Linked DNA regions of Mus musculus: region 2 is linked to region 1. The links are chromatin loops, found by intact Hi-C in ENCODE. Cell type or tissue: left cerebral cortex. All regions are shown on one strand.

Region 1 (5,000 bases):
ATTTGATGTGTATGCCTGTTATATCTGTGCGCCATGTGCATACCTAGTACATGCAGAGGTCAAAAGAGGGTGTTAGATCCCCTGGAACTGGAGTTATAGACAACTGCGAGCCATCATGTGGGTGCTGGGAATCAACCCGGGGCCTCTGTAAGAACAAGTACACCTGAGCCATCTCTTCAGCCCCTTACTCTTGTATAGTCCAGGGACCCAAAACCAGGCATGCTGGCTAATTTTATGTCAATTTGACACAGTGCAGAATCATCTGAGAGGAGGGAACCCCAACTGAGAAAATAAATTTTTTAAAGATTTATTTATTTATTTTATGTACAGGAGTACACTTCGCTGTCTTCAGACACACCAGAAGAGGGCATCGGGTCCCATTACAGATGGTTGTGAGCCACTATGTGTTTGCTGGGAATTGAACTCAGCACCTCTGGAAGAGCAGTCAGTGCTCTTAACCGCTGAGCCATCTCTGTAGGCCAAAAAGAATTTTCTTAATTAGGGATTGATGGGGGAGGGCCCAGCCCATTGTGTGTGGAGACATCACTGGGCTGGTGGTCTGGGTTCTATAAGACAACTGGCTGAGTAAGCCAGTAAACAGCAGACCTCCATGACCTCTGCATCAGCTCCTGCTTCCAGGTTCCTGTCCTTGTTTGAGTTCCTCTCCTGACTTCCTTAAATGATGAAAAACAACATGGAAGTATAAGCCAAATAAGGCCTTTCCTCCCCAGCTTCCTTTTTGGTCATGGTGTTTCACCATAGCAAAGAAACCCTAACTATGATACCAGGAAAAGGTGCCACATACTTTCAGACTTCAGCGTTCCACACTGAGACAGTCCACTACAGACCTGCTCACAGGCCGACCTATCTAGACAAGCCTTCACCAAGACTCTCTTCCTAGGTGATTCTAGAGTGGGTCAAGTTGAATATTAAAACTGGTAACCAAGTATAGAAGTGCATGAATTTAATCCCAGCACTTGGGAGGCAGAGGCAGGGGGATCTCTGTGATTTCGAGGCTAGCCTGATTTACACAGTAAGTTCCCGGACAACCAGACAGCTACACAGTGACACCCTATCTCAAAAAACAAAAACAAAAACAAAAGACAAACAAAAAACAAGACAATCTAAAACCATCTGACCAACCATCACATCCCCCCTCCTTGATTTCAAGACAGTAAGGACTCTCTAGAGACAGAGAAATCTGTCTCTGCCTGAAAATACATGGATACTAAAGTAGCATAAAGCCAAGTCTCAAAATACTATACTCTCCCTGAACCACAGTGATGCCTTCACATCTGGCAAACCTGGCTCTGGATTCTGCTCTTGTACCTGGATGGGCCTTATTCACCATGGCTGCTCACCTTGGTTGTCTCAATTTCAAGAGGCAAAAGCATGGTCATCAACAGACTGAAGCAAAGCACATCCAAACAGTGGGCAAAGTCATGAGCAATTTCCTCACAAATAATTACTTCAAAAATTGTTTTAATTGGCAGGACACTAACAACCTTTTAACAAACCAGTCCTTTTATTCAATGTTTTATGACCTTGGAAAGAAGTAAGGGCAAAGAGTGTTGCATTTGAAGATGCCAGAATTACACACTGGGGTCAGTGTCCTGGAACATGAAGGTTGTTTTCCAGCCATGACCTTGAGGTCAATAGACCTGTATAACCTATACGAGATTCTGAGTCTACCAAATTATAGGTCACAGGACACTCCTGTGAAGTTATAATTTACAACATGTTTGTTTCTGCTATTCGTTGCCCTACCTTTGGAGAGCAGAGAGCGTTTTAGAGCGTTCTAAACCGGGTATTTCTGGCTGGAATTCTTAAGTTTCTTTATAACCCACATAACTTAAATCTCCCAAGGAGTGGTGACTAGTTAGTTCTGAGCTTAGGCAATAAAACGAACTAATCCATTGTCAGAACTACAACCTTATACCATGTAGGGGACCAGGAAGCAATCTTTATTTCAAAAGGGGATGGGAAAACTTTCAGGATGAGGACATCCTCTGTAACCTTTTCCTATATTCTAAAACAGGCACATTCAAAAAAAAAAGTAACGAGGAAATGAAGGTTCATTTCCTGAACATCTATTGAGTTCCAGTCACATGCTTATATCTTAGCTAATATGATTCTCCTTACTGGGTAAGAACTTGTAACCAGAATACCTGAATTAGTACTGCCTGTCGCCACTAGCCCCGATGAGCTGACAGGAAATGCATCTTTGTTGTGCTTTACACACAATTCCAACCCGTCCTCCAGTCTCTCTCACTCTGCTATTATTTCTCGTTCCAGAGCACTCGGCTTGAGGAGACCTAGGGTTTGTTCAAGGTGACACACTGCAGCAAATATGAGTTAAGAATTCGAATCCAAAGTAACATCCTCCCCGCTGCGCCATAGCCGGGGCTCCTAAAACGGAGGTCCGGCGCCGGGAAACTAATGACCCATGGCTCTCCCTCAGCGCAGTGCCACAGCTGGGAACGCAAGCCTATCCTCGTGACTCCCGAATCTTTCCGTTTTCACACAAGTGCGTGACTGCGGGAGCGAGGTGGCCACGTGAGATCCCTCCACCCTCTCCGGGCGAGGTACAGATCGGGTCCGGCCAAGGGCAAGTCTCAGCACACCCGCTCTTCCGCGTCGCCACCGAGCTGACCCGGGCCCGCGTGGGAGAAACTCGGAACGACCTTGGTGGCGGCCTCAGTCCCCGCGTGTCTGGGCGAGACTCCCCCACAGTCCCCGCCCGCAGCCACCCGGCGTGGCCAGCGCAGACAGGATAACCCGGGCGAGGCTGCAGGGAGGCGGCCAGCCAGTCCCACGTGGACCAGCTCCTCGTTGGGGGCGGGGCCCCGGGGACGTCCAGGCCAATCAGCGCCGCTGCCCAGCTCACCCGGCTAGGCGCGCCCGACCAGCCTGTGGTTGCGTCACATCGGAGGCGGGACCTCGGGCGGGCGCGAGGCTCGGCAGGTCACGTGGGGCGCAGAACCGGCTATAAATAGGAGCCGGCGGCATGCTCTCTATATGATGGCCGCCGGCGCGCGTTGCGTGTTTTCACCTCTCGCCTGCTGAGGCGCCCGCGGCTGCTTCACGAGTGGGTAGAGAGTCCCTCCGTGCTGTGCCCGGTGTTGCCGTCCTGGGTTGTGCGACCGTGGCTCGAGCCTGCCTCAGTCTCGTTCTTCTGGTCTCTCTGTTCGGCCCTCAGTTTCCTTTGGTGAGTGGCGGCGCGGCACCGGTGGTGCAAAGGTCCTTTCTTCTCTGGAGTGGGCTCGGGTGTGGGGAGCTGGCTGGCGGGGGTGGGATGCAGGCTGCAGGACCCCGCTACGCTGCTGTCCTCCTCCCGCCTCCCCACGCACGCCGCGCCCTTCCGCGGGCCTTTTCGGCGGTCCTCGGCAGGCGCGCGCGGGAATGGTCTTTTTTCCGATCATCCACGGAGGGCGCGCGCGGGCAAGCGGCCGGAGACTGAACAGAACTCGTGGGGCGGGGCGGGGCGGGACGGGGTGGGGGGTGGGGGAGCACAGAGATCGCCCTGTGCCCCACCTTGCACAGCGTTTGGGGGACTGAAGACATAAGTGACGGGCGGGGGGGGGGGGGACTATGCGGAGTCCCAGGCTGCCCTCTTCCCAGAGATGCGCCGCTATTGTTATTTTCTTCCACTTCGTCCCCCCAGGATGAACTTGCGTCCTTTCTCTAATCCGCCATGGAATTCTGCTCCGTGCTTTTAGCCCTCCAGAGCCAAAGAAACCCCAGACAACAGACGCCCAGACGCAGCAGCGTATAGCAGTAACTCCCCAGCTCGGTTTCCGTGCCGTAGTTTACAGTATTTAATTTTATATAATATATACTATTTATTATAGCATTTTGATACCTCATTCCGTTTACACATCTCAAAAGCCGCTTAGTAATTCTCTTATTATTTAAAGAACCACTACACTAGAGAATGGAATCTACTGTGGCAACGATTACTAGTACCCTAGCTGCTGTTACTGCTTCCGCTCCACCGAAGTATGACAATCTATGGATGCTCATCCTGGGCTTCATCATTGCATTTGTCTTGGCATTCTCCGTGGGAGCCAATGATGTAGCAAATTCGTTCGGTACAGCTGTAGGCTCAGGTGTAGTGACCCTGAAGCAAGCCTGCATCTTAGCTAGCATCTTCGAAACTGTGGGCTCCGCCTTGCTGGGGGCCAAAGTGAGCGAAACCATCCGGAACGGCTTGATAGATGTGGAGCTGTACAACGAAACTCAAGATCTGCTCATGGCTGGCTCCGTCAGTGCTATGTTTGGTAAGTTGTAGTTATACCTTATGTTCGCTCCAGTCTTGAACCTTCTCTCCGCAAGGACGCACTGCTTATGTAACAGTTTTGCCATCTACCTGACAAAATCTGATTAATTCTGTTTCAGGTTCTGCTGTGTGGCAGCTCGTGGCTTCGTTTTTGAAGCTTCCGATTTCTGGGACCCATTGTATTGTCGGTGCAACCATTGGTTTCTCCCTTGTGGCAAATGGGCAGAAGGGTGTCAAGTGGTCTGAACTGATAAAAATTGGTATGTTGAATTTTAAATGGTTTTATTTTCGTTGTGTGCTGCTGTGTGTCGTGGAGTGGGAGTGAAGTGGAGGGGCAAGTTGAAGAGTATCAGAAATGGAGCACCTACCATTTCGGGGTCTTGTTAACAAAAACGTACTTTCCAGACCTGACACTTCATTTTGTATTCTATTCCAGTGATGTCGTGGTTCGTCTCTCCGCTGCTTTCTGGTATTATGTCTGGAATTTTATTCTTCCTTGTTCGTGCGTTCATCCTCCGTAAGGTAACCTTTCTACTTGCGACCTTTCATGAGTCACATTCAGTCTTGTTCAAACTCACTGGTATTCTTCTCAGATGTGACTGGTATGTAAGTATGTGGCTTTGAAAAGCTAAAAAGTTCTTTGTTCTGTATACCTCCTGTATGTTGTGGAGTTCTGTGAAAGAAGCAAGTTTTTAATGCCCCAGAGGGCATTCAGGAAGGA
Region 2 (5,000 bases), 210 kb after region 1:
GATCTAGGTCCACCAGGACTCAATAATGTGAGTTTGTCTCATAAAAGAAAAAAGAAAAGGAGAAAAGAAAGAAAAAAATAATTAATAATAAAAAGAAATAGGTCAAATAAATTTTAATATATTTTGTTTAATTTGAAATATCAGAAATATTATTCGAATATGTAATCATATAAAAGTTATCAGTGAGATTGTCTACATCCTATGTTGTGCTTTGTACATAAGATGTAGTGTGTGTTTTAGGCTTTATATTTCAGTGAGTCCCATTTCAAGTTCTCAGTAGCCACATGTGGCCATGGCTGCCACTCTGAACAGTACAGGTCTACAAATAAAGAAATGGAAAGGCATTTCTGGAGGGATGGTTGCTGGGTGGCAGGGTATAGCCAACATTTAAGGGGTTGACTGGGAGCCAAATGCCGAATCAACAGGAAGTTAGAGGACATGGTTGCTATGCCTACATTGTCACTTCGATTGAAGTTAGACATTTTGAAAATTAAGGCAGTCACCCAGTACGCCCAAAGTGTGGTATAATGAAAGAGAGCTCGTGCTAGCTAGGTGTAGAATTGCCAGACGCAAAAGTTTGAGTTTCATCTCCCATCAGCCAAATAGCGTCAGAGACAATGGGGATTGCGGTGTTTGTCTCACAGAGATGTGCATGTATTAAACCGCAACTCAGAGCTCTTCCTGTTCAGGCTTGGCAGGTTCTGCCCCGAGATGACCCATCCCATGTACTTTGTGCAGCCTACGAAGCAGGAGACACCTGAATCACGGAGGCAGCTCTTTACTACTTTTAACTCCAGGTCTAGGGGAATCTTACGCCCTCCTCTGGTTTCTGAGGGTACTGCACCCACATGTATATTTTCCCACCCACTCCCCAACCCCCTCACACTGGCACCATACACGTAAATGAAATAAAATAAGTCTTAATAAAGCAAAGTATAACTTCCCAAATAAAATAATGTATTTAATCTCAGGTGAAGTTCTCCTCTTGTACTGTGGCAGAAACCAGCTTTGTATTAGGGATCATGTGGAAAGGCATTGTTTGTGGTGGCTCTGGAAAATGCTGATATATGTCTGGCTGCATGACCTCAGATCATGGGCCTTGAGTTCTGTGGTTCCCACTAAAAGACAGCATGGGTCCTCACCATACTAACATGCTTCCAGGCCTGTAGACCCCTCTGTGTGAGATGTAGAATAAAGGAAAGTTTTAGATTTTCCTCTGATCTCTGGACCACAGAAAGCTCGTGTTGCCTGTATTTGCACAGAATTCAGTACTTTCTTGCTATGAGTGCCATCATTTCTATCTCTCTACAGCTTGTAGCTTTCCTGGCTCCCAGTGGAGCCACAGATGTCTAAATACCTCTGGGATTTTGTCTTGCTCCTGTCCCAGAACCCAGCCGGAAATAGGAGGGGCAGCAAGTACCAGGGCTCCTCTAGGATTCCTTCTTCTTCAAGTGTCTTCCCTCCTGCCTGACCATCCTGTTCCCAGTCCTGGGAAGGCTTATTTGGCTCTAACATAAAGGCACAGCTCTGAAAAGTGTAGGTTAAAGGCAGGAAATGTCACAACAAATAAACGGTTCTCTGAGAAAAATTACCCCGGAAGTAAAAATGACCCCACATTGAAGGACAGCCAGAGCTACTTGTTATAACGGGAGAAACAGATTCATTTTAGGACTGTTGCAATGGGGAAAGAGAACGCAGTGCAGAGCTGGGCTGGGTTCTGGATACAGCAGGGGCAGGAGAAAATCTACAGCAGGGAGCACGGTGGGTGGCAGAGGGTGGCACAGGATAGACAGGAAATATCAGGAGGCAGGAAGGTTCTTGGTATACTCACCTAACAGGATTTTTGCAGATGACTGGGCAGGACACTGCACGTCACCTGGGCGATGATGACTCAGAGTGAGGAACGTGGTTAGACGTCAGGGCGAGAAAGTAGCCTGACTGCGCGGAATTCCTGCTAAAGTTTGATTTTAATCGAGAAACAGAAGGCCTGGGTCAGGGATCAGGATGTCGACTAAAAATGGAACAGGGATCAGGACGCGGGCCACAAACTTAGTGAGGAGGAGAGAGAACCTTTGTGCCTTTCACTAGGACAGTGTCACTTCACTCCTTTTGGGTCCTCAAGTCAACTTTTATCTGGAGCAGTTTTAGGGAGCCGGAGATGGAGAGGGAAAAACAGAAAATGCCCAAAGAAAATAAGTGGGTACGAGTCCGCTCAGTGGGGAGCAGGCGAGGGCATGCATGTGGGAAGACTTGGTTAGATTCTCCAATTCCTTGCGCTGTCAGTACTGCTCAACTTTGCCCCAGACCTGGTCTATGGACTTCTGACCATCAGAGAGGAACACATTGGAGGCAAAAGAGGTCAATATCTTATATCAAAACAGGGGTTATGAGCTGCGTTTAGTGTTTCTTTGGTTGGATTGGTTTAAGAATGGTGAGCAAAACCAGGCTTCCTGAAGCTAATAAACCTTCGCTTGGCTGAAAAGTCCCTGCGTTCAGAATCCTGGGCTGGAAATCTAACGTTTTCAATGAAGGTTTTCCTCTGAAGCACGTTTTTGGTTATCATTAGATAGTCACGTTCTACGGATGTTAGCAAACAGATGCCATGTTTACTGGGCGGTCATTTGGAAAGTTCCCTTCCCAGGGATGCAGGCAGCAAGAGCTAGGAGGCCCCTGCTTCCACCGCAGATAAGCAGAGCCGCGACTCAACCCGTCTGCCACCTAGTGGCAGGACGCCCGCAGTTCGAGCGAGTTTACCAAGCTGAGTTCATCAGCCCAGGAACTTCGTAATGCAAAACTGAACTAAATAAAGATAGGGGGAAATAGATATTATAAGAAAAATGCGCTATTTGTGCTCCAGCTCCATGTCAACGCATTGCATCCACAAATAGCGTCCGTATGTGCTAGTCGGTATACTAAAAGTGAAACGTATATTTTTAAATGTGCCCTATCTGTGGCTATAAAAAGATGGCTGATATAAAACTTGGGATGATTCATATTTTACGGAGTAAGATGTAGGATTCTATAATGCTTAAAAAGTATGGTGGGACCAGAGAACTGAGCTGGGTGGGTAGCAAACTGGGTTGGTCTGAAGGAGCCTGCTGTGCAGAAGCCACAGAGGAGGCCGAGGAGGGGGCGAGAGCTCTCCCAGTCCTTGAGGAGCTGGCACTAGAAGGATCACAATTCTCTATTTACAAACAACTCTCTGTTTACGAACTATAGGATTAATTTTTTGTCGAAGTTTATATCCTTGTTTGGACACATTTTCTGTGCTAGAAAGGCTAACAGATAACAAAGAGCATCTTTCTTTTCAGTTCCCATGGGATGTGGATCCACCGTCCCCGCCCCGCCCCGCCCCCACTTCTAGAATTAAAAACCACGGACTTGAATGTCATCTTTCCCTGGCACGCTCATTAATCATTGAAGTTCCAGTTGCTTCCTGGCCTTCTTTTATCTAAGCAACTTTTTTTTTCTAAAATGCAAAGACCTTAGAATCTGCAGGGAAAGAACCAGCCCTGTTTTTATATCCCCGTCTTACCCCAAAGCTCTCTTGGACCCCAAAAGGACCATAACTTGATACCCCAGCTAAACCCTTTCTTTGACATGTATAAATACTGATGTATATACTTATGAGGGGTCCTATGGATGTCACACTTAGCTATAATATTTTCTTTTAAAATCAATGTTAAGCTAGACAAGCTGACTCATGCCGGTGAGTCTAGTCTGATGCTGATCCAGTCTCAAGGGTGCGAGTTTGAGTCCAACTTGTCTACACCATGAGTTCCAAGGAAACTGGACTTGAGGTGAAACCCTGTTTCAAAGAACCCAACCCAAACCAAATCAACAAAAAATACCCCCACTGTCTTATTGAGGTATAACTTACATGTAACAAAATATCCAATGGAGGGTACGTACAACCTCCTCATTTTCAATAAATGTCCAACTCCTTAAACCAACACTCCAATCAAGTCACCCTCTACCCTAACCCCATTGCAGACATGATTCACTTTTTTGTCACCACAGTTTAACTGGGCCTTTCTATAACGTCTTTAGATGGAATTGTGTGTTGTGTTGTCTTTGGTGTCGGGCTTCCCTTGTTCATTATAATTATCTAGGTTTGTTAATGTTTTCATTTCTTTCTAGTGTTTAACTGTTGTACGAATATATACAACATTGGATATACATTCGACCACTGGTGGCAATTTCACGTCAATCTAGATGCTGCAAATAGTCATATATAAGTTTTAATGTCTACTTACATCTTCATTTTTCTTGGCTAGGAATAGACTTGCTGTGTCAGCTGTTCACTGCACGCTTGTTCTCTTGAGTGGCCTGGCCATTTTGAACTTCTCACCAGCACTGACTGAGAGTTTCAGTGGCCCCACATCTTTTCAAGTGCCTTTGCTTTAGTTAATTTTGATGGATCCTTAGAGGCATCCTACCGGCTGTAGCCACTGCCCTACAGTGACTATTGAGCATCTTTTCCTGTGCCAGAGTCAATGAGCCAGTCTGGTGTGCTGGTGGCCGCTATTAGTTCATCGGGTAGATTTTTTGTTTTGTTTTGTCTTGTCTTACTGTGTCACTTTAATTTGTGACACACGATAACCACATAACTGTTGTGACACTGGCTTAGGACATCTAGGGGTGTGGAGAACTGGGTTTTCTTTGATTTTGCAACAACTGTGCGTTTTGCTTATACCATGACTGGCTCCTTCGTTAACACAAATGCATGGAAGTGCCACATATAGGAAAATGTGTTTCCCTTTCTCTACCAAACCGATTTCTCTTAAGTATGTTCACTTGTCCCATAACTTTAAATATAAATTAAATTGTTTTCTTGCATCTATGTGTGTGTGTGTGTGTGTGTGTGTGTGTGTGTGTGTGTGTGTGTGTGTGTAGGTCATAGAACAACCTACAGTTACTGCTTTTCTCCATCTACTCTGTGGGTCCTGAGGATTAAACCCAGGTCTTGGCAGCAAGCACCTTTACCCGCTGAGCCATCC

What was found. Hi-C counts contacts between places; a loop is a spot of excess contacts. Peaks named below come from ENCODE experiments on the same cell type or tissue, not always from the same donor. Only the 100,000 strongest peaks of a DNase experiment are listed, where the experiment ranks them.
Region 2: it touches region 1 in a loop (5-fold over the local background); 2 of 42 quality-filtered maps call a loop at or near these places.

The regions. Positions count from the first base shown.
Region 1 is chr2:129,195,785-129,200,784 of GRCm38, forward strand. It overlaps Slc20a1 (solute carrier family 20, member 1), which reads left to right and starts at 2,989. Exons shown (of 11, transcript NM_015747.2): 1 at 2,989-3,208; 2 at 3,665-4,280; 3 at 4,399-4,539; 4 at 4,716-4,801. The coding sequence starts at 3,935. In left cerebral cortex, a CTCF peak has its summit at 2,192; DNase peaks (open chromatin) are centred at 2,571, 2,884, 3,382, 3,770 and 2 more places; H3K4me3 peaks cover 3,044 bases; H3K27ac peaks cover 2,997 bases.
Region 2 is chr2:129,405,928-129,410,927 of GRCm38, forward strand. No RefSeq gene overlaps it. Among named protein-coding and RNA genes, the nearest start is that of Il1b, 37 kb to the left of the region's middle. In left cerebral cortex, CTCF peaks have their summits at 816 (motif pointing left) and 2,733 (motif pointing left); DNase peaks (open chromatin) are centred at 2,773 and 3,629; H3K27ac peaks cover 2,553 bases.